Regions from separate parts of the Homo sapiens genome. Here all the other regions are linked to region 1. A link is a loop called in an ENCODE intact Hi-C map of the cell type or tissue named here. Cell type or tissue: heart right ventricle. All regions are shown on one strand.

Evidence for each region. Hi-C counts contacts between places; a loop is a spot of excess contacts. Peaks named below come from ENCODE experiments on the same cell type or tissue, not always from the same donor. Only the 100,000 strongest peaks of a DNase experiment are listed, where the experiment ranks them.
Region 2: it touches region 1 in a loop (9-fold over the local background); 23 of 110 quality-filtered maps call a loop at or near these places.
Region 3: a loop joins it to region 1, with 2.6 times the contacts of the local background. A loop is called at or near these places in 16 of 110 quality-filtered maps.
Region 4: a loop joins it to region 1, with 3 times the contacts of the local background. A loop is called at or near these places in 26 of 110 quality-filtered maps.

What each region holds. Positions count from the first base shown.
Region 1 is chr19:14,072,510-14,077,509 of GRCh38, reverse strand. MISP3 (MISP family member 3) reads right to left here and starts at 4,724. Exons shown (of 3, transcript NM_001291291.2): 1 at 3,633-4,724; 2 at 3,047-3,120; 3 at 2,448-2,804. The coding sequence starts at 4,200. The coding sequence ends at 2,787. MIR1199 (microRNA 1199) reads right to left here and starts at 4,149; the gene lies at 4,031-4,149. RefSeq lists silencers at 2,098-2,333, 3,756-4,165, 4,736-4,905 and an enhancer at 3,048-3,568. In heart right ventricle, CTCF peaks have their summits at 2,252 (motif pointing right) and 4,027; DNase peaks (open chromatin) are centred at 2,249, 3,879, 4,333, 4,725 and 2 weaker places; H3K4me3 peaks cover 3,368 bases; H3K27ac peaks cover 3,604 bases.
Region 2 is chr19:13,595,734-13,600,733 of GRCh38, reverse strand. No RefSeq gene overlaps it. Among named protein-coding and RNA genes, the nearest start is that of CACNA1A, 92 kb to the right of the region's middle. RefSeq lists an enhancer at 2,745-3,039. In heart right ventricle, a CTCF peak has its summit at 2,910 (motif pointing left); a DNase peak (open chromatin) is centred at 2,879; H3K27me3 peaks cover 2,620 bases.
Region 3 is chr19:13,761,405-13,766,404 of GRCh38, reverse strand. YJU2B (YJU2 splicing factor homolog B) reads right to left here. Exons shown (of 10, transcript NM_030818.4): 9 at 3,968-4,106; 10 at 3,116-3,815. The coding sequence ends at 3,337. It overlaps MRI1 (methylthioribose-1-phosphate isomerase 1), which reads right to left and starts at 1,883. Exons shown (of 6, transcript NM_001031727.4): 1 at 1,685-1,883; 2 at 1,296-1,534; 3 at 276-451. The coding sequence starts at 1,816. RefSeq lists enhancers at 57-686, 3,156-3,672 and a silencer at 1,464-1,513. In heart right ventricle, no CTCF peak of the experiment used is centred here; a DNase peak (open chromatin) is centred at 1,884; H3K4me3 peaks cover 2,673 bases; H3K27ac peaks cover 2,268 bases.
Region 4 is chr19:13,771,536-13,776,535 of GRCh38, reverse strand. It overlaps MRI1 (methylthioribose-1-phosphate isomerase 1), which reads right to left. Exons shown (of 6, transcript NM_001031727.4): 6 at 2,254-4,415. The coding sequence ends at 4,255. It overlaps C19orf53 (chromosome 19 open reading frame 53), which reads right to left and starts at 2,080. Exons shown (of 3, transcript NM_014047.3): 1 at 1,962-2,080; 2 at 1,829-1,884. The coding sequence starts at 2,058. RefSeq lists enhancers at 1,015-1,543, 1,544-2,073, 2,050-2,249, 2,320-2,389. In heart right ventricle, no CTCF peak of the experiment used is centred here; a DNase peak (open chromatin) is centred at 2,105; H3K4me3 peaks cover 2,298 bases; H3K27ac peaks cover 2,365 bases.

The sequences.
Region 1 (5,000 bases):
AGGATGGGGTCAGCTGATGAGCCCTTCATGGGCTGAGCTGCTCTTGGGTGCAGCCTTGTATCAGCATGACCTCTCTGTATTTTATGCATATGGATTTCACTAGACATTTGATGCCCCTATACAAGAGACAGAGTTGGACAGAGCCAAGAATTTGTTTTTGTTTAAGACAGAGTTTCGCTCTGTCACCCAGGCTGGAGTGCAGTGACACGATCTCAAGAGCCAAGAGTTGAAACAGCGATTCTAAAATGTTCCTGGGTTGGGTGTGGTGGTTCACACCTGTAGTCCCAGCTACTCAGGAGGCTGAGGCAGGAGGATCACTTGAGCCCAGGAGATCAAGGTTACAGTAAGCTGTGATCATGCCACTGCACTGCAGCCTGCGTGACAGAACAAGACTTGTCTCCAAAATTGAAAACATTTTTAAATTTAAACTTCCTGGGTCTCCCCTTTTCTGGTCTTAGTGAATTTTTTTTTTTTCTTAGGTTACAGATCTCACTCTCACCCAGGCTGGAGTGCAGTGGTTCAATCATAGCTCACTGTAGCCTCAACCTCCCAGGCTCAGGCGATCTCCTGCTAAGCTTCCAGAGTAGCTGGGACCACAGGCACATGCCACCACACCCGGTTAATTTTTTGTAGAGATGGGGTGGGGCAGTGTCTCGCTATGTTGCCCAAGCTGGTCTTGAACTCCTGGGATCAAGCAATCCTCCTGCCTTGGCCTCCCAAAGTGCTAGAATTACAGGCATGAGTCACCATGTCTGGTCCTCAGTGCACTTCTTTTTTTTTTTTTTAATATGGAGTCTTGTTCTGTCACCCAGGCTAGAGTGCAGTGGTGCAATCTCGGGTCATTGCAACCTCCACCTCCCGGGTTCACGCCATTCTCCTGCCTCAGCCTCCTGAGTAGCTGGGACTACAGGCACCCACCACCACGCCCGGCTAATTTTTTTTTTTTTTTTTGTATTTTTAGTAGAGATGGGGTTTCACCATATTAGCCAGGATGGTCTTGATCTCCTGACCTCGTGATCCACCTGCTTTGGCCTCCCAAAGTGCTGGGATTACAGGCGTGAGCCACCGCGCCAGGCCCTCAGTGCACTTCTAAGACACTGTAAAAATAGTCCCAGAATGTTAACTGTGCAGATACAGTTTTAGAGACAATTTAGGGTGTTCACCCACCCTCTTGAACCCCCATCCAGGGGAGAGAAATTAACCAGAGCTTGCAAATTGACAGCCACAGGCCCTATTGCAAACAGTTGTTGCTTGCCAACTTCCTTCCTTCCTCTCCTCCCGCACAACTTTAAAAGTTTTTTCTAGGCAGGGCGCCTAGAAAAAACTGGGAGGCTGAGGCCGGCAGATCACTTGAGGCCAGGAGTTCAAGACCAGCCTGGACAACATGGTGAAAACCCATCTCTACTAAAAATACAATAAATTAGCCGGTGTGGTGATGTGCACCTGTAATTCCAGCTACTCGGGAGGCTTAGGCAGGAGAATTGCTTGAGCCCAGGAGGCAAAGGTTGTAGTGAGCTGAGATCGCACCACTGCACTCCAGCCTGGGTGACAGAGCAAAACTGTCTCAAAAAAAAAAAAAAGTTTTTCCTAAATAGTCACAATCATAAAAATGCAGATTTCTCTCTTAAAAGCCAGGTTTCAGTTGCCTTTTTTATTTTTTTGAGGCAGAGTCTCACTGTGTCACCCAGGCTGGAGTGCAGTGGCCCGTTCTTGGCTCACTGCAACCTCCGCCTCCTGGGTTCAAGTGATTCTCATGCCTCAGCCTCCTGAGTAGCTGGATTACAGACATGCACCACCACGCCCGGCTAATATTTTGTATTTTTAGTAGAGACGGGGTTTCACCGTGTTGGCCAGGCTCGTCTCCAATTCCTGGCCTCAACTGATCCACCCACGTCGGCCTCCCAAAGTGCTGGGATTACAGGCGTGAGCCACCGCGCCCGGCCACGGATGCTTTTGGAAAGCAGAAACTCTTGACCCAACACCACGAATGAGCACGTCTCATAGTGAGGACCCATGAGGTCAAGAAGAACGGTGATCATTAGGAACTAATAATGTTGAGAAGCCTGAACCCTCACCACCTCTTTTTTTTAGTAGCTATTGTTTACGTTCCCAGGGTAGGAACAGCCTCTTATCACCACTGTCTAGCCAGTGCCCAGCGCAGGGCACATCGTTGGCACCAATAAATGTTGACGAGGAAGCCTGGAAACGAGAGGGTGTGAACTCGGTAAGCGCGCCACATTTTGCGCCCGGGCCGCCAGGGGGCGGTAGGACCTGGGCCAGGCCGTGTCTGGCCGTGCCGGGGGAGGCGGGCAGCCCCAGAGCAGGGCGGTAAGGGCGCATTCCCGCATTCCGGCCCGCACCTCTTGGGGTTTTCTCGGGCCTCCCTCGGCCCGCCGTGCTCCCGCCCCACCCCAGACGAAGAGGACCCAGAAAAAAACAGGCTGCAGTGCCCTGAAAGAAGAGGCTTTATTGGGGGTGGGGGGAGTGGGGCAATCGAGGCGGTAACTCCGGCCCTCTTAACAGTCAAGGGAGAGGGTAGTTCAGTTTGCAATTAGGCAGAGAAGGGCTGGGCAGTTTCACTGGCGGAGTTGTGGGTGGTGGTCAGTTTCCCAATGGGGGACTGTAAGTTTTATAGAGGGGGCTGGTCAATTTCACAAAGGCAAGTCGATTTCATCTTCCCCAATGCAGAGAGCCGACCCTTCTCCAGGCCTAATGCTAGACGCCCCCCGCCCTGTTCCTCTGACGCGTACGTTACTTCCGGCCGGGGGTCCCAGCCTTTTCAAACCTCAAGGTTTGCGCTCCTCCTGGGGACAGAGGACCAGAAGGAAGGCCGGCCTCAGGGACCTGCGCACTGCATCCAGGCTCGGGGTGGCGGTTTGGGCCTCAAGACCACCGTCTCCTCTTCACCCCGGGGATGCGTCCCAGACTGAGTTCTGACCAGAGTGGCCCTCCAGGGAGGATGCACTTTTCCCCACCAAGCGTCCTGGCACCGGAGGGGTGGGGGGACCGACAAGCGCTAGAGGCACACGGGTAAGGGGGCTCCCACCTGCTCCAGGCCGTTCTCCGAGACCTTTCTGCGGGGGGGCCAGATCACCACCAACTTTCCGTCGCCCCTGCTCGCTGCGGGGGAAGGGGCGCTCAGCTCACCAGCTGGCGGCAGCCAGGATGAAAGGCCGGCCGCACCCCTTAAACACACACAGGCGTTCACCCTCCGCCTCCCCATGAAAGCCTCCATTCAACTCCAGGCACCCAGGAACCCGAGGGAGGAGGGAGGTGAACCCAGAATGGAGAAGCAGGAGCCCGAAAATTCAGAGGGAGGACCCAGGAGTGCCAGAACCCAGTCAGGGTTCCCTGGAACCCGACAAAAAGGAAGACATCTGGAATGCCCCCACCCCCGCGCAGCCTGGGTGGTGTGGATCAGAGAGTCCATCACTCCCGGTGGAGGGGTGGATCACAGCGAGTAATGGAGCTCCAGAAGGGGTAGGCAAGAGACAAAATTGAGAGGGGGTCTGGGAGCTTGGAGGGAGAGACCCCGAGAATCGGAGGGCCACAGGAGGGGCCACTGAAGTTGGGCAATCGGTGGGGGCGGCTGGAACCCTGGGGGTCCCGGCGTTGCTACGCCCGCGGCTTACCGGTGAGGCTCGGCGTAGGCTCCTTGAACTCCGCGGTGCCATAGACGCTGCGCCGCTGGCGCTGCAGTTCCTGCTCGCGCTCGCGCACGGCGCGCACCTCCTGCTCCAGCAGTGACGGAGTGAAAGGCGGCGGGGCGCTGCCCAGCACCCGGCACCCGCCCTGCACGGCCGAGCGCGGCCGTCCCCCAGGCTCTGGCAGCCTCTGCGGGCCCGCGCCGTCCCCCGCCCCCGCCGAGGAGCCGCTCCCCGCCGCGGCCTCGAAGAAGCGCTTGAGTTCGCCCAGCGGCTGCGGCGGCGACCGGGCGCGCGGCTCGGGGACCGCGGGGCGCGCCAGCGCCGCCTGCCGGTGGGCCTCCCGCTCGATGTCCCGCTGCATCTGCGCGCCCGCCCGCGCCCGCTCCAGGGCGCGCGGGAGCGCGGGGCCAGGACCCGGCAGGTTGAGCACCGGCCGCACGCGCAGCTCGACGAGTTCACGGCCTGCGCGGCCCGGGCTCAGGCCCCGGCTCCGGCGCAGGCTCTCCTCGCGTTCGCAGCTGCGGCGGATTTCGCGCTCGATGGGCGTCTCCATGAACCGCTCCTCCGGGGGACGCTGGGGAGCCTCGGGGCACGGCGGAAAACGCAGGTGGGGGGCTTCCGAGCCTGACCTGGAGGAGGAGGTCTTAGGGCCTGGAGGGGGATGCTGCCCCTGGACCTCCGCCCTTTGCGCTTCGGACGGCCCAGGGTCGTCTCTGCCTGGCTCAGGACTCTCAAAGCCCGCAGCTGTGGACAGCCCGGGGCTCTCTGCGTCCTGCTCGACTGATGGCTCGAGGACTTCGCTCTCTTGCTCCAGGATCTCCACGTCCTTTGCGGAGGGCTTGGGGACCTCGGTGTTCAGCTCCGCAGCAGCTCTGGGGCTTCGCTGTCTGGCCCTGGGGACTCCTGGCCCTCCTCTTCAGACGACCCCAGGGTTTCGTTCTCCGGCCGGTGGGGGCCTTCGTGTCCAGGGTTGGAAGCAGTTCGGAAGCCTCAGTTCCCAACCGGGGTTTTGATTCCCAGAGCGAGGACAGAGGGCACTGTGAGGCACCTGTGGCGGCAGTGGCGGCCGTGGGTTCCAAGGCGTCGCCCGCACCGGCGGCTTCTCTGACCCGCCTCTGGCCTCCAGGAACGGCCCCCGGGGGCAGGGCCGGGCACCGCCCCCGGCACCTGCCAGGAGGACTCCCGCCCCGCCCTGGCCCCGCCCTCGGGACAGGGGCGCCTCGGTGGGGCACTCAGTTTCATCAACTAGCGCGCCCAGTCACCTCAGGGCACGGGACTTCTTGGAAGAGGGCTTCCCTAGACCCGGCCCCGCTCTCTGGGGGGCCATTCTGGGTGCTGGGTTCTACTGAGCGC
Region 2 (5,000 bases), 480 kb after region 1:
CTCCTGGGTTCAAGCGATTCTCCTGCCTCAGCCTCCTGAGCAGCTGGGATTACAGGCATGTGGATTACAGGCATGGGCCATCATGCTCGGCTAAATTTTTGTATTTTTAGTAGAGACAGGGCTTCACCATGTTGGCCAGGCTGGTCTCGAACCCCTCACCTCAGGTGATCTGGCTACCTCTGCCTCCCAAAGTGCTAGGATTACCTGGGGGAGCCACTGCACCCAGCCTTCCACGTGCGTTTAAAACTGCCTCTTGAACTCACCCTTTCAGCTTTCCAGAGCTCACAGGACCAAGGGACTGAGGGAGAGCCAACCCCCAGGCCCATGGTGGCTCATTTTGCAGAAGGAGACATAGAGATGCTGAGAAATCCAGCATCCCGCCCTCTGTGGCCGGCACCTGGGAGGTGGAGCGAGTGCCCGCGGCACAGCCTCATAGTGTTTTGCTCCATGGGGCACATATGTTGCCGGGCAGCTCCTAAGAACTGGCTTTCTGGGCCCTGAGTTGCCAAGGAACTACTAAATCCCGGCCAGCCTGGGCTGGGGTGTATTTTGACTTTCTGCGAAGGAGGGTGGGGCGGCCTCTCCTTGTCTTCTGAGTTCCCTTCTCCTTGCCCTCTGTGAGCTCTGTCTGCCTCTCCCTCACACTGGCCCTCTCTGTCTCCTCTTTCTTCTTCTAGTTTCCCCCTCACTGTGCTGGAGGGAGAAGACCCTGGGATTTCTGAGCGAGGCCCGTGGATGTTGAAGTCTTCCTGGGTCCCCGACTCCATGCTCTCGCGCCCCAGTTACTATGACGCCCTGCACAACCGCAGCTCGGGGCACGCCCAGCGCCCTGCAGGACACTCGGCCTCCCCGGCTCAGCATCTGCTTCGAGGGCCCCCCTCTGAGGCGGCGGGGCGGCGTGGTGGATCACCGAGATGTCATCTTGGCCCACCAGGCCCACAAAATCCACAGCACCCCCCAGGCCAGGAGGAAAGAATGGGAGTGAGTATGCCTGGGTGGTGGTGATCGGGGGGCGGTGCGGCTGTACCGGGGATCCCTTGGGGGTTAGGATGTTTTTGGCGAGCTTTTTCGGGGAGCAAATTCATGCAGCTGGAACATATTGATAAGGCTGTGCTGGCTTCTGAAATCTCAAAATCCTTCCCTGCTAACTGATCAATACTGGTTGCCTTATGCCCCCCGGACACCCCCATCCGGCTCTGTGAATCCCTGAGCTGCCCCAGGCTGAGGCAACAGAGATTAACCATGGATGGGGCAGCCAGGACCAGGCTCCCAGGATTGTGAGTGTCCACTCTGATGGGTTGGCAAATCTTTCTTTCTTTCTTTCTGGTTTTTTTTTTTGTTTTTTTTTTTTGAGACTGAATCTTGCTCTGTCACCCAGGCTGGAGTGCAGTGGCCCAATCTCGGCTCACTGCAAAGTCCGCCTCCTGGGTTCAAGAGATTCTTCTGCCTCAGCCTCCCAAGTAGCTGGGACCACAGGCACACGCCACTATGCCTGGCTAATTTTTGTATTTTTAGTAGAGACGGGGTTTCATCATATTGGTCAGGCTGGTCTCAAACTCCTGACCTCAAATGATCCACCCGCCTTGGCCTCCCAAAGTGCTAGAATTACAGGCGTGAGCCACTGCGCTCAGCCAGCAAATATTTCTGTTGAGATGGCTGAGAAATGCTGCTTTCTGGGGAAAAACGTGGGAATCCCATTTCTACTTCCAGTGTTGAGTTGAAATCTGCGGGTTTCAGGGCTGAAGACAGAAGTGTGTGAAGGCAGAGAGGGACCTAGATAGGGCTGGGAGTACGTGGTGGCTTCAGTTGAGTCTGGTTCTGGGTCCCCCTTTCTCTTTGTCAGTGACCCCAAAAGTGGGTCTTCTGGTGGGAGACACTGGGGGTGGAACTGGCTCTGTCATGTAGTTGCTGCTGGGCAATGTTGGATGAATGGCTTTCCTGAGCTGGGGTCTTGGCTGTTCGAGGGTTGAAGGTGGTTTGTGTGAAGGTTCAGTCTCAGGCCGGCCCCTACGCATCCTTTTCCACACAGTGGGGGAGCTACTGGGTTTTTTCTTTCCTTCCTCCCTCCTTCCCTCCCTCCCTCCCTCCCTCCCTTCCTTCCTTCCCTCCCTCCCTCCCTCCCTTCCTTCCTTCCTCTTTCTTTCCCTCCCTCTCTCCTTTCCCTCTTTTCTTTCATTTCCTTTTAAGACAGTGTCTCTCTTCTCTCTCTCCTCCTTCCTTCCTTTTTTCCTTCTTTCCTTTCTTCCTTCCTTCCTTTCCTTCCTTCCTTCCTTTTTGACAGGGTCTCTCCTTCCTTCCTTTTCTTTTTTCCTTCCTTCCTTCTTTTCTTTTTTCCTTCCTTCCTTCCTCTCTCTTTCTTTCTTTCTTTTTATTTCTTTCTCTTTTCTTTCTTTCCTTTTGAGACAGGGTCCCTTCCCTTCCCTTCCCTCTCTTCTTTTCTCTTTCCCTTTCCCCTTCCCCTTTACTTTCCTTTTCCTCAAAAGTTTTTTTTTTTTTTTGGCAAAGGCACAGGCCTAGGGTGGATTCCTGAGCAGACATCAGGAGTGTGGGATGAGAATATAAATATTATTTTGATTGGAGCTGAGGCTGATATGGATACTAATCAATTTAGGGGACCCCAAAATTTACTCTCTTACCCTCTTGATGCTCCCGACCTGACCCTGTGGGAAGCACCCTTCACCAGACACCCACCCTGGCCCCATTTTTCCATTTGCAGGAGAGGAAGTGGGGTTATAAATGCCATTTGAGTTGGGAGGGTGCTGGTGAGGGAGTGTGTAAATACAGGGTGCAATGCAAACTGTTTTATTAAAATGAGCCTTTGCTCATTTTGAATCAAAGAACTTCAGGATGGGGCCAGGGTGGTGCAAGCTTGGCCCCGAGGTGGTTTCCTGAGGTTAGTCTGACATCTACTGGCGTGTTTGAGCATCATTTAGGAAGGCATGTTGTGACTTCCCCACCACCTGCCACAAAACTGGGTTCCTCTTAACCTCCCCTCCATCCACTCATCTGTCCACTCACCCACCCACCACCCACCCATTTAAACTTCTAATTGTGCATGCATCCATCCATCCATCCGTCCATCACCCATCCATCTTTCTACCCATCAATCCATTCATCCACCTCCCTGTTCTTTCTCCCATCCATCCATTTTCCAGCCATCCAACCAACTTCCCATTCACCCACCTGTCCACACATCTATCCATCCACCCAACCCACCCACCCACTCACCCATTCTTCCATTCACCCATTCATCCATCCATTCTTCCATCCATTCTTCCATTCATTCTTCCGTCCATCCACCCACCTATCATCTTATATACCAATCTGTCCATCCACCCATCCATCATTCCATAAATAACCAGGAAAAGCACCTATTCCCTTTAACGTCTGCCTTGGTTTCTAGAACCCATAAAAGTTTCTTTAATTTATTTTCATTTTTACAAATTTTAATTAATTAATTAATTTTGGAGGCAGGGTCTTGCTCTGTCACCCAGGCTGGAGTGCAGTGGCCCTATCACGGCTCACTGCAACCTCTGCCTCCTGGGTTCAAACGATCCTCCCACCTCAGCCTTGCAAGTAGCTGGGACTACAGGTGCATGACACCATGCCCAGCTAATTAAAAACAATTTTTTTTGGTAAAGATGGGATCTTGCTATGTTGCTCAGGTTGGTCTCGAACTCGTGGGCTCAAGCGACCCTCTTGCCTTGGCCTCCCAAATTGCTGGGATTACAGGCATGAGTCACCATGCCTGGCCCAAAGCGTCCTTATAGCCATGATCTCCAAACTTCTGAACTCCTACCCCAGCCAGCAAAACAATTTTTGAGCACACTCATAGCTGAAATGCGTAGCCACGGCCCATGCATTTTTAGTTATATATAATTTATAAAAATATTTTGCTAAATGTGTTATATGCACTGTAAAATACACATAAAAATAAAAACGTGAAAAGGATGAGACATCAACAAGATATATATATTTCCAAATGGCTTAATAGTTTGATTTAATAGTACAACACGCTTCTACCCTTATGTTTTAGAAGTTTGCCTTCGCTTTTTGAATACCGTGCTCTGTGAGAGCTTTTTATTCTGAAGATGTTCCAATACACTAAAAGTAGGAAAAAGAGGTCAGTGAGACTTTCGTATCCATTAAAATTTAATAATTATCAGGATTGTGCCAGACTCACATCATAAATCCATATCCTCTTTCTGAGATGTTTAAAAGTAAATCCCTGACCTTATGTGATTTTTGCAAACTTCAGACTACATCTCTAAAGCACACAGACACATCTTAATCACATCACACTGACAATATTAATCATGATTTTTATATCTAATTTCTGGTCCACATTCAGATTTCCTTGCTCATCTTTTTACAGTTGAGTTTTTTGAATCAAGAAGGCTTGTGTGTTGCATTTCATCGTTTCTCTCTCTTTTTATTGTGGTAAAATACACACAACGTAAAATTGACCATTTTAACCATTTTTAAGCATACAGTTCAGTGGCATTAAGTAGATTCGCATTGTTGTGCAACCGTCACCACCATCCATCTCCAGAACGTTTTGTTTGTTTTGAGACAGAGTCTCGCTCTGTCTTCCAGGCTGGAGTGCAGTGGCATGATCTTGGCTCACTGCAACCTCCATCTCACGGATTCAAGGGATTCTCCTGCCTCAGCCTCCCGAGTAGCTGGGATTATAGGCGCCTGCTACCACGCCCAGCTAATTTTTGTATTTTTAGTAGAGATGGGATTTGGCCATGTTGGACAGGCTGGTATCGAACTCCTGACCTCAAGTGGTCAGCCCCGCTCAGCTCCCAAAGTGCCAAGATTACAGGCATGAGCCACCATGCCCGGCTGATCTCCAGAACTTTTTCATCACTCCAAACTGAAACTCTGTCTCCATGAAACACTCACTCCCCAGCCCCTGGCACCCATCATTCCACTTTCTGTCTCATGAATCTGATGACTCTGGGGACCTCATATAAGTAGAAACATACAGCATTTGT
Region 3 (5,000 bases), 310 kb after region 1:
TCATGATTTGGACCCTAACAGCCGCCTGCCAGCCCATGGAACCTGAAGATGAAGGAGGGCAGAGCTGAAGCACAGAGATAGATAGGTCCTGATGCTACTGGTTGAGCCCCTTGATCTTGCCATACCTGAAGCCAACTGTATAAGTGTTTCCGTACTAGAACTAGTACCTTCCCATTTTTTTTGTGGATAAAGTGGTTTGGGTTTGGGATTCTTTCTCTTGTATCTAAAAAAGTTCCTAGAAGGCCCTCCCCTACCCCCTGAGGAGGCCCTCTCACCTAGGGCTGTACCATAGCCAGCGGTGGCCAGAGCACCAGTGTTACAGTGGGTCAGCACAGTCACCTTGCCACCGCTGGGGGCCACCCGCTCCAGGAGGTGGCGGGCTCCTAGGTCCCCAATGCTTCGGTTGTCTCTGAGGTCTTTCTCCAGCATGTCCTCGGTGCAGCAGATCACTCTGGGGTGACAAGGAGTTTTCAGCACCAGCCACCAGGACCCGGGGCCCAGGCCAACGCCTCCTCTCTGCCTAACGCTGCTGTCCTGGAGCCCTCCTGCTCAAAGCCTCTCATTGCTGTGGGGCCTGGACCCTTCGGCCAGGGCCACCGAAGTGTCACTCCGTTCATTCATGCAAAGACATGTTTACCAAGCAGTTCCGGTATGACCCAGCAGTAAACAAGACAAAAATCTCTGCTCCTGTGGAGTTGACACTGGGGTGAGTGAGCCAGCTGATGAAGAGATAATAAAATGAAGGAAAAGCCGGCAGAATCAGGCAACAGAGAGCAGCGGGTGAGCTGGATCATATAGAATGGTGGAGGAGGGCGCTATGGATACCTGGCCCGCACCAATGGCACGTGCAAAGGCTGTAAGGCAGGCTCGAGCTTGGTGGGGTAAAGTGACATTGCAGGGAGGGCTGGAGCAGAAAGGAAGTGGGGGGAAAAAGATGGCAGGAAGGGGACCAGGACAGGAAAAAAAGTTCCTCAAAAGCAGAAACCAAGAGAACACGGAGATACTAAAAAGGGCCTCCAAGGGCGGATAAGGGGCTGCGTGTATTCAGGGGAGGCACGATTAAGGAGTTAGGTTTCAGGGCCAGGCTGCCCAGGCTAGACTCTGGGCCCCATCTGTGGGGCCCTGGACAAGGGACTTAAGGTCGCCGTGCCTCAGTCTCCCCATCTGTGGGGCCCTGGACAAGGGACTTAAGGTCGCCGTGCCTCAGTTTCCCCATCTGTATAGTGGGTCACTGTACTTAAAAAGAGTCAATATAATTCCTGCTCAGCGCCGTGCCTGGTACCAGATCCCCGTACCTCTCCCGGACCGCCTCTTCCGTAGCGCCCTCCCGTTCGGCCTCCCGGGCTGCAACATCAGCCAGGTCGCGGGCGGCGCGGGCCATGTTGACAGCGGTGGGCCGGGCGGTGACGAGGAAGCTCAGCTTGTCGCGCACGAAGGCCACGAGCGCGGCGAGTCCCGGTCCCCCGGCGCCCGCCTGCAGCTCCACGGCGAGGCTGAGACAGCCCACCAGGGCTATGGCCGGGGCGCCCCGCACCTGCGGGGCAGGGATTTGGGCGTCGGAAGCTGCAGGCGCGGGCGCACTCCCACCTCCAACCCGGCCGCCCCGCCGCCCCGCCGCCCCGCCGCCCCGCCGCCCCGCCGCCCCGCCGCCCCGCCGCCCCGCCGCCCCGCCGCCCCGCTGCACCTTCATGGCGCGGATGGCCTCCCAGGCCTGGTGCACCGAGCCCACCGCCTCGTAGCGGCTCTGCTTGGGCAGCAGCAGCTGGTCTAGGATCTGCAGGGAGCCCCGCGAGTAGCGGATCGCCTCCAGGGTCATGGTGCAGCAGCCAAGCCCAGCGCAACTCAGAGGGAGCTAGGGGTCCGCGCGCACTTGGGAGCGGGGCGGGGCCGTGGGCGGAGCCTCCCCCGGAAAAAGAGACACGCACATGCGCATCCAACCCGATTCCACGGGTTCCCAGGAGGCGGATTCCACGGGTTCCCAGGAGGCGGATTCCACGGGTTCCCAGGAGGCGGATTCCACGGGTTCCCAGGAGGCGGATTCCACGGGTTCCCAGGAGGCGGATTCCACGGGTTCCCAGGACGCGGATTCCACGGGTTCCCAGGACGCGGATTCCACGTGGCCGAACCCACTCCACGACTCCTGCCAAGCCCGAACGGAGTGAGCCGCCTCCTCGGAACCACAAAAGTGGCAGCATTTATGGGACGCCTAGTGGATACCAGGCCCCGTGTTTAACAACCTGCTGTCTAGAGTTAGGGATGTATCCCCAGTGGCAAGGTAACATCAAGTGTTCAAACCAAAGAATTTGTTAAATGATCTTCCAAGGTTGAGGGGGAGGTAGTGGGGGGTCGTGTGCCCCTTGATGGATGCAAGGCTGTTTCTGGGCCATTTTCTGCTCGGTTTCATTCAAAAGTAACATGCAGGACAGGCGCTGTGGCTCACGCCTGGAATCCCAGCATTTTGGGAGGCCGAGTCGGGCAGATCACTTGAGGTCAGGAGTTCGAGACCAGCCTGGCCAACATGGTGAAACCCAGTCTCTACTAAAAATACAAAAAATTAGCTGGGCGTGGTGGCGCACACCCGTAGTCCCAGCTGCTCGGGAGGCTGAGGCAGAAGAATCACTTGAACCCAGGAGGCAGAGGTTGCAGTGAGCCGAGATCGCGCCACTGCACTCCAGCCTGGGTGACAGAGCAAGACTCGGTCTCAAAAACAAAACAAAAAAACCCCAAAAGTAACATGCACGGGGGGCTTTTCCATGGGCCACCCCTGGGCTGGGTATAATAAAAAGCTCACACCTGTGTGCTCCAGCCCCTGCTGCATCTGGCACACATCCTGGGTACCCCGTGTGCCTTGTCCCTGGCCTTGTGTGTGTGGTTCCTGGCCCCCTTTTCACCCTTCACACTTGGCCCATGCCTCCTCCTCCAGGAAGTCTGTCCTGATTCCTGGCCAACCGGGACCACCACCTTGAGACTCTTGTTACTCTGGAAGGGGACCATGTCTGTGGTCACAGCTATGACCCTATACCAGCATTTGCTGATGAGAGGCCTACCAAGCTTGGTCAAGGTGGGGGGGTGGGGGGGCAGCCCCAGGGTCCATCTAACAACCCAAGACAGGGAAGAAGAGACAGGTCTTTAATGTACGGAGTCTCACAAGGCACAAACACCCTCACCAGGACCAAATAAATAACTCCACGGTTGCAGGAAGGCGCGGTCTGGGGAGGATGCGGCATCTGAGCTCTCCCAGGGCTGGTGGGCGAGCCGGGGGTCTGCAGTCTGTGAGGGGCCTCCTGGGTGTGTCCGGGCCTCTAGAGCGGGTCCAGTCTCCAGGATGGGGATCGCTCACTCACTCTCCGAGTCGGAGTAGTCCGCCACGAGGGAGGAGCCGAGACTGCAGGGGTGCCGCGTGTCGGGGGTGTCAGCTGCCTCCTGGGAGGAGCCTGCTGGCGACAGGGGCTTGTCCTGACGGCTCCCTTCCTGCCCCCTCGGGCTGCTGCACTTGGGGGTCTCAGTTGTTTCCGGAGGACAGTCTCCGGGGGACATGGGCCGGTCCTGGGCAGCCTCCTCTGGTACCCGCGGTTCCCCAGACTTGGGGGTGTCGGCCGCATGCTGGGGGCTCTCCGGGACGTCCCGAGACCTCCGCCGCACGATGCCCAGGTCCCCGACGGTGATGGGGGAGGTGGCAAGCGCGGTTCTGCGGCTCTGTGCCAGCTTCTTCAGGACGCCGCTGACCTTGCTGCTGGAGGCGGATCCGGGGGCAGAGGGGAACCAGGAGCGGCTGATGATCTCGGTCCGCTTGAGTTTCTGCTTGTCCTCGTAGGCTAGAGGAGAGGAGAGGACATTTCAGGGGCGGCAGGGGAGGGGGTCCAGAACTGCCCTCTGGTAGACCAGAGTCCACTCATGGCTGAGGACCCCCCATCTCCAGGCAACTCTGAGCCTCCCTGTCCCCTTTTCCCCCTGGCCTCCTACGCACAGTCCAGGGTGTGGAACTTCAGCAGAGCCGCCAGCTTGCGGTCATCTTCCGTCTCGGGCACCAGCGGGATGGTCAGGCTCGCCTTGGCCTGCAAGGCCTGGTCTCTCTCCTCCTCCTCCTGGATGGCTTTTTTCTTTTCCTGTGTTGAGGGCCAAGAACACCAGAGATAGGGGGTGTCAAAGCCCTGTCTCTTCTGTGTACTAGGGGGCACTGCTCCAACTCTCGGGGTCTCATTTACTCTTTTTGAGACAGTTTCATTCTGTCGCCCAGACTGGAGTGCAGTGGCACAATCATAGCTCACTGCAGCCTCGAACTCCTGGGCTCAAGCGATTCTCTCATGTCAGCCTCCCAAGTATCCAGTACTACAGATGTGCACCACCACGCCCAGCTAATTAAAACATTTATTTTTGTAGAGACTGGGCCTGGTAGTTCATGTCTGTAATCCCAGCACTTTGGGAGGCTGAGGCGGGTGGATCCCTTGAGGCCAGTAGTTTGAGACCAGCTTGGCCATCAAGGCAAAATCCTGTCTCTATTAAAAATATAAAAATTAGCCAGGCATGGTGGCATGCGCCTATGGTCCTAGCTACTTGGGAGGCTGAGGCATGAAAATCACTTCAACCGGGGAGGTGGAGGTTGCGGTGGGCTGAGATCGTTGTCACTGCACTCCAGCCAGGGCGAAAGGGGGGAGACTGTTTCAAAAAAAAAAAAAAATTTTTTTTTGTAGAGATGGGGTCTCACTATGTTGCCCAGGCTGGTCTCCAACTCATGGCCTCAAACAATCCTCCCACCTGAGCCTCCCAAAGCACTGGGATTACAGGTGTGAGCCACCACGCACGGCCTCATCCCACAAATATTTCTGGGATACCCACCTTGTGCTAGGCTTTGTTCTGGACACTCGGCATACAGTGGCAGGCAGGGAAAAACCCTTGCCCTGGTGGAGCTGGCCTCTAGTGGTGAGACAGTGATAAGGAGAAAAAAAATGCAGGACAGGTGGGTAGGGGATGGGCTGGGCGGTTCCATTTATTTTTTAATT
Region 4 (5,000 bases), 300 kb after region 1:
CCTTGTGGCTGAGTGAGGACTGGACCTTTTTCCTGGGTGAGGTGGAAGCCATGGAGGATTCTGAGCCAAGGAGGGAGGGAACCGACTCAGGTGCTCATGGGCACCCTCTGGCTTCTGTGAGAGGACCAGGTGGGATCCAGGAGACAAGGGAGAAGGTGGCTGCACTGGTCCCGGTGGGAAATGATGTGGGTGGGACCAGGTAGGGGCCAAGAAGATGGGAGGCGGGTGGATTCTGGATTGATTCTAAGGGCAAAATAGGGGCGAGCACAGTGGCTCATGCCTGTAATCCCAGCACTTTGGGAGGCCGAGGCGGGTAGATCATGAGGTCAGGAGTTCGAGACCAGCCTGGCCAACATAGTGAAACCCCATCTCTACTAAAATTACAAAAAAAAAAAAAAAAAAAAAAAAAAATTAGCCCGGTGTGGTGGTGCAGGCCTGTAATCCCAGTTACTCGGGAGGCTGAGGGAGGAAAATCGCTTGAACCCAGGAGGCAGAGGTTGCACCTAAGCCAAGATCACTCAACTGCACTCCAGCCTGGGCGACAGAGCGAGACTCCATCTCAAAAAAACAAAACAAAACAAATGGGATGAGACCGGGATGTGAGAGAAAGGAGGGATTCAAGGATGACCTATGGCATCTGGAAGGAAGTGATCACAGGGGGAGGAGGGCAGAATGGGAAGGGAGGATCAGGAATTTGGTTTTGGACATGCTGAGTGCAAGGTGACCATGAGATTCCCCACTCCACGGAGGTAAGCGGGCCAGTGGGTACCCAGTTCTGAGAAAACCGACACTCTGGGGTGACGAAACAATTTGCTCAAGATCACAGGGCTGTTTACTGTGGAGTACAATTCAAACCCAGGTTTGACTCCCACCAAAACCAGTTTTAAATCTCCTTCCAACTTCTTTACAAGCTCAACCTTACCCATCTACATATAAATGTTGCACTTAAAAACAACCATAGGGTGGCTCACGCCTGTAATCCCAGCATTTTGGGAGGCAGAGGCGGGAGGATGCCTTGAGGCCAGGAGTTCAAGACCAGCCCGAGCAGCATAGTGAAACCTGTCTCTACCAAAAATACAAAAAAAATAAAATTAGCCGCGTATTGGCGAGCACCTGCAATTCTACCTACTCGAGAGGCTGAGACGGAAAGATTGCCTAAGTCCAGGAGGCTGAGGCTGCAGTGAGCTATAATGGGGCCACTGCACTCCAGCCTGGGCAACAGTGAGACCCTGACTCAAAAAAAAATGACGATAACCAACGCACCCTCACACTTCTTTGAGCCCTCTGCTGTTCTAGGTTTACAAAGCTGGGCTTTCAATTCCCTTCCCATGTCACCTCGCTGTCTTCCTGAGTTCAATTAAAGAAAACAGTAACAGCAAGAGGCTGACGTTATTGGAACCCTTTTTGGGCCGCAGGTCTTGCTTCTACGAGGCCCTTTTGAAGTGGTAAGTGGTGTTCCTGCACCCCTTGCACAAGGAAGAAAAGGGAGGCCCACAGAGCTGGGAGTCCTCCAGGCCTCATCCCTTGCCCTTTGCCGATCCCTGTGCTCCTTCCCTCGCCGGCCTCCAGATTTCATCTCTCGTCCCTAGCACGTCCCCCAGCCCCTATCCCTCGCCAGCTTCCACCTCTTACCCCTCTCTGCGCCCCGGGCTCCATCCTTCGCTCCTAACGCGGCCCCTGGCTCTATCCCCTCGCTCCTAGCTCGTCCCCAGGATCCACCCTCTCCCCTCACTGATCCCCGGGCTCCACCCATCCCCCCTCGCCGTCCTCCGGGTTCCACCCCTCGCTACTCGCCGCCCTCCGGGCTCCATCTCTCGCCCCCGCACACCTTCTTGAGCTTTTGCTGCTGCACGACGCGCGCCTTCTTGGGAGCGATAACACGACCTGGGGAAAGATGTGCTCACGTGAGGCCGGGAAGCCGGGGGTCCACCTCGCCCCCAAGTCCCCGGGCCGCTCCTTACCGCCTTTTCTTGGGCCCCGATTCTTTTCAGAGGCTGCCGCTGCCGTCTTACTCTTTGCGGGTTTGTGCGCCTGAAACTTGCGCTGCCCCTGCGCCATGGTCCGGCACGCAGCGGAAGAGGCGGGACTGTGAGCAGTCGTAGCCGGAAGGCACAGGGAACCATGGGATACAGCGGGGCGGAAAAACGCAAGAACTCACGGGATACAACGTGGCACAGAGTTAAAGAGACAGCATCCCACAAGGGTAGTGTAGTGGATCACAGTTGGAGTTTTCAAACATTACGAACAAAACGGTGACAATGATAAGCTAACGTTTATTGAGAGCTTATGTGTTTTAGAAAACTTACAACGTTTTATGATCTTTACACATAAAAACTCAGACTAGGTTAGGGTGTGGCACTCACCTCTGGTACAGAATTTAAGAAGGTTCAAAAACTTTGGTAATAGTAAACAATATTTTCAAGACTTAAAAAATATTTTAATATCCAAAATAATCAAATTGTTAAACTACATCCTGCAGACCGGCAGCATAATTTTGTAAATAAAGTTTTAGTGGAACCAGGGTGTTGAGGTCAGTAAGCTCAAGGCACAAGTGCGGGGTTCTAGCCTCTTCAAAATTTTATTTAGGCCGGGCACGGTGGCTCACGCTTGTAATCCCAGCACTTTCGGAGGCCGCGGGGCGCGGATCACCCGAGGTCAGGAGTTGGAGACCAGCCACGACTAACATGGTGTCTCCAATAAAAATACAAAAATTAGCCAGGCATAGTGCCAGGCTCCTGTAATCCCAGCTACTCGGGAGGCTGAGGCAGGAGAGTCGCTTGAACCCAGAAGGCGGAGGTTGCAGTGAGCTGAGATGGCACCACTGTACTCCAGCCTGGGCGACAGAGCGAGACCCCGTCTCAAACAAATACTTGTTTTGTTCATCATGGATTTTTTTTTTTTTTTAAAGAGATGGGGTCTCACTCTGTTGCTTAGGGTGAAGTGCAGTAGTGCAATCAAAGCACACTGCATCCTTGAACTCCTGGGCTCAAGCCATCCTCCCACTTCAGCCTGAGTAGCTGGGGCTAGAGGTGTGAGTTCCATGCCCAGCTCATTGTTTTTAAATTTTTGTTTGTAGAGACAAGCTCTTCCTATGTTACCCAAACTGGTCTCAAACACCTGGGCTCAAGGGATCCTCCCAAAGTGCTGGAATTACAGGCATGAGCCACCAAGCCTGGCCTCATCATGGATTTTTGCATTAATTTTGATTTTTAAAAAATACTGCTGTAAGGTCAGGCACAGTGGCTCATGCCTGTAGTCCCAGCACTTTGGGAGGCTGAGGCAGGGGGATCATTTGAGTCAGGAGTTCGAGACCAGCCTGGCCAACATGGTGAAATCATGTCTCTACTAAAAATAGAAAAATTAGCTGGGCATGGTGGCGCATGCCTGTAATCCCAGCTACTCAGGAGGCTGTGGCAGGAGAATCGCTTGAACCGGGGAGGCACAGGTTTCAGTGAGCTGAGATCTCGCCTCTACATTCCAGCCTGGGTAACGAGTGATACTTGATCTCAAAAAAAAAAAACCCAAAACAAAATATTGCTTTAAAATATTTTTTATCTTGGTTGCTGAGCTTTTTTGGTGTCCTCTTAAAATTCTGCCCTGGAGATGTCACCCTAGCTCCAGCCCTGACCTTAAGAGGGAGGTACTAGTATTATCCACATTTATTTTTTATTTTTTTAATTAAATAATTAATTAATTATATTTATTTTTGAGACGGAGTCTCGCTCTGTTGCCCAGGCTGGAGTGCAGTGGCGCTATCTCGGCTCACTGCAAGCTCTGCCTCCCAGTTTCACGCCATTCTCCTGCCTCAGCCTCCCAAGTAGCTGGGACTGCAGGTGCCCACCACCACACCCGGCTAATTTTTTGTATTTTTAGTAGAGATGGGGTTTCACCATGTTAGCCAGGATGGTCTCAATCTCCTGATCTTGTGATCCACCTGCCTCGGCCTCCCAAAGTGCTGGGATTACAGGTGTGAGCCACTGCGCCCGGCCTGTTATCCACATTTTATAAATGAGGAAACCAAGGCACAGAGAGGTGAAGTGACTTGCCCAAGATCATACAGTGGGAAAAGTGGCGGAGTCAGGATTTGAATCTGGGCAGCCTGGCTCTAGGTGCTGGGCTCTAGATGGAAGGCCCTGTCTGAGCTCCCTGCACTAGGAACAAGTGTGGTCAGGGGCTGGACGGTCAGCTTTTGGGTAGCCATTCAAGAAATGTATTGAAAAACCTAGAGAGGCAGGCTAGGGAGAGCTGAGTTGGTTACATCTGGGGTCCATCTAGGGTTCCATCCCTGGAAGAGATGGTGGTGGTTAGGGCTGTCCGGAGCTCCTCAGGGGCAAAGACCCCCAGTTCTGTGATGATGCCACCAGTGATGAGGTCGTGGGGGGTGACATCGAAGGCAGGATTCCAAACTCCAATCCCTGCAGGGGAGAGAGGGGAGGCAAGGAGGCAAGAATTTGCTTCTGTGAAAGTTCTCAGGTTGTAGTCATCTGTTTCTACCACAGTGGTTCTTGGAGTTGGGGAGTCCTTGAGAACCTGAGGATTCTCACCCCAAAAGTACATGCAGGCATGGACATTGTACTCAATAGTAAGTTTAGACTCGCCACTGCCCCTAGAATGTCAGTCCCCAAGAAAAATTCAAAGTCCTATACACATCTATGCCACTTATTTTTTTATTTTTTGTGAGATGTAGTTTTGCTCTTGTTGCCCAGGCTGGAGTGCAATGGCACGATCTTGGTTCACTGCAACCTCCACCTCCCAGGTTTCAAGCAATTCTCCTGCCTCAGCCTCCCGAGTAGCTGGGATTACAGGCATGCACCACCATGCCCAGCCAGTATTTTTAGTAGAGACGAGGTTTTTCCATGTTGGTCAGGCTGGTCTCAAACTCCCGACCTCAGGTGATCTGCCCGCCTCGGCCTCCCAAAGTGCTGGGATTACAGGCGTGAGCCACCGCACCTGGCCCATCCCACTTATTTTTTTAGTTTTATTTTTAATTATTATTATTA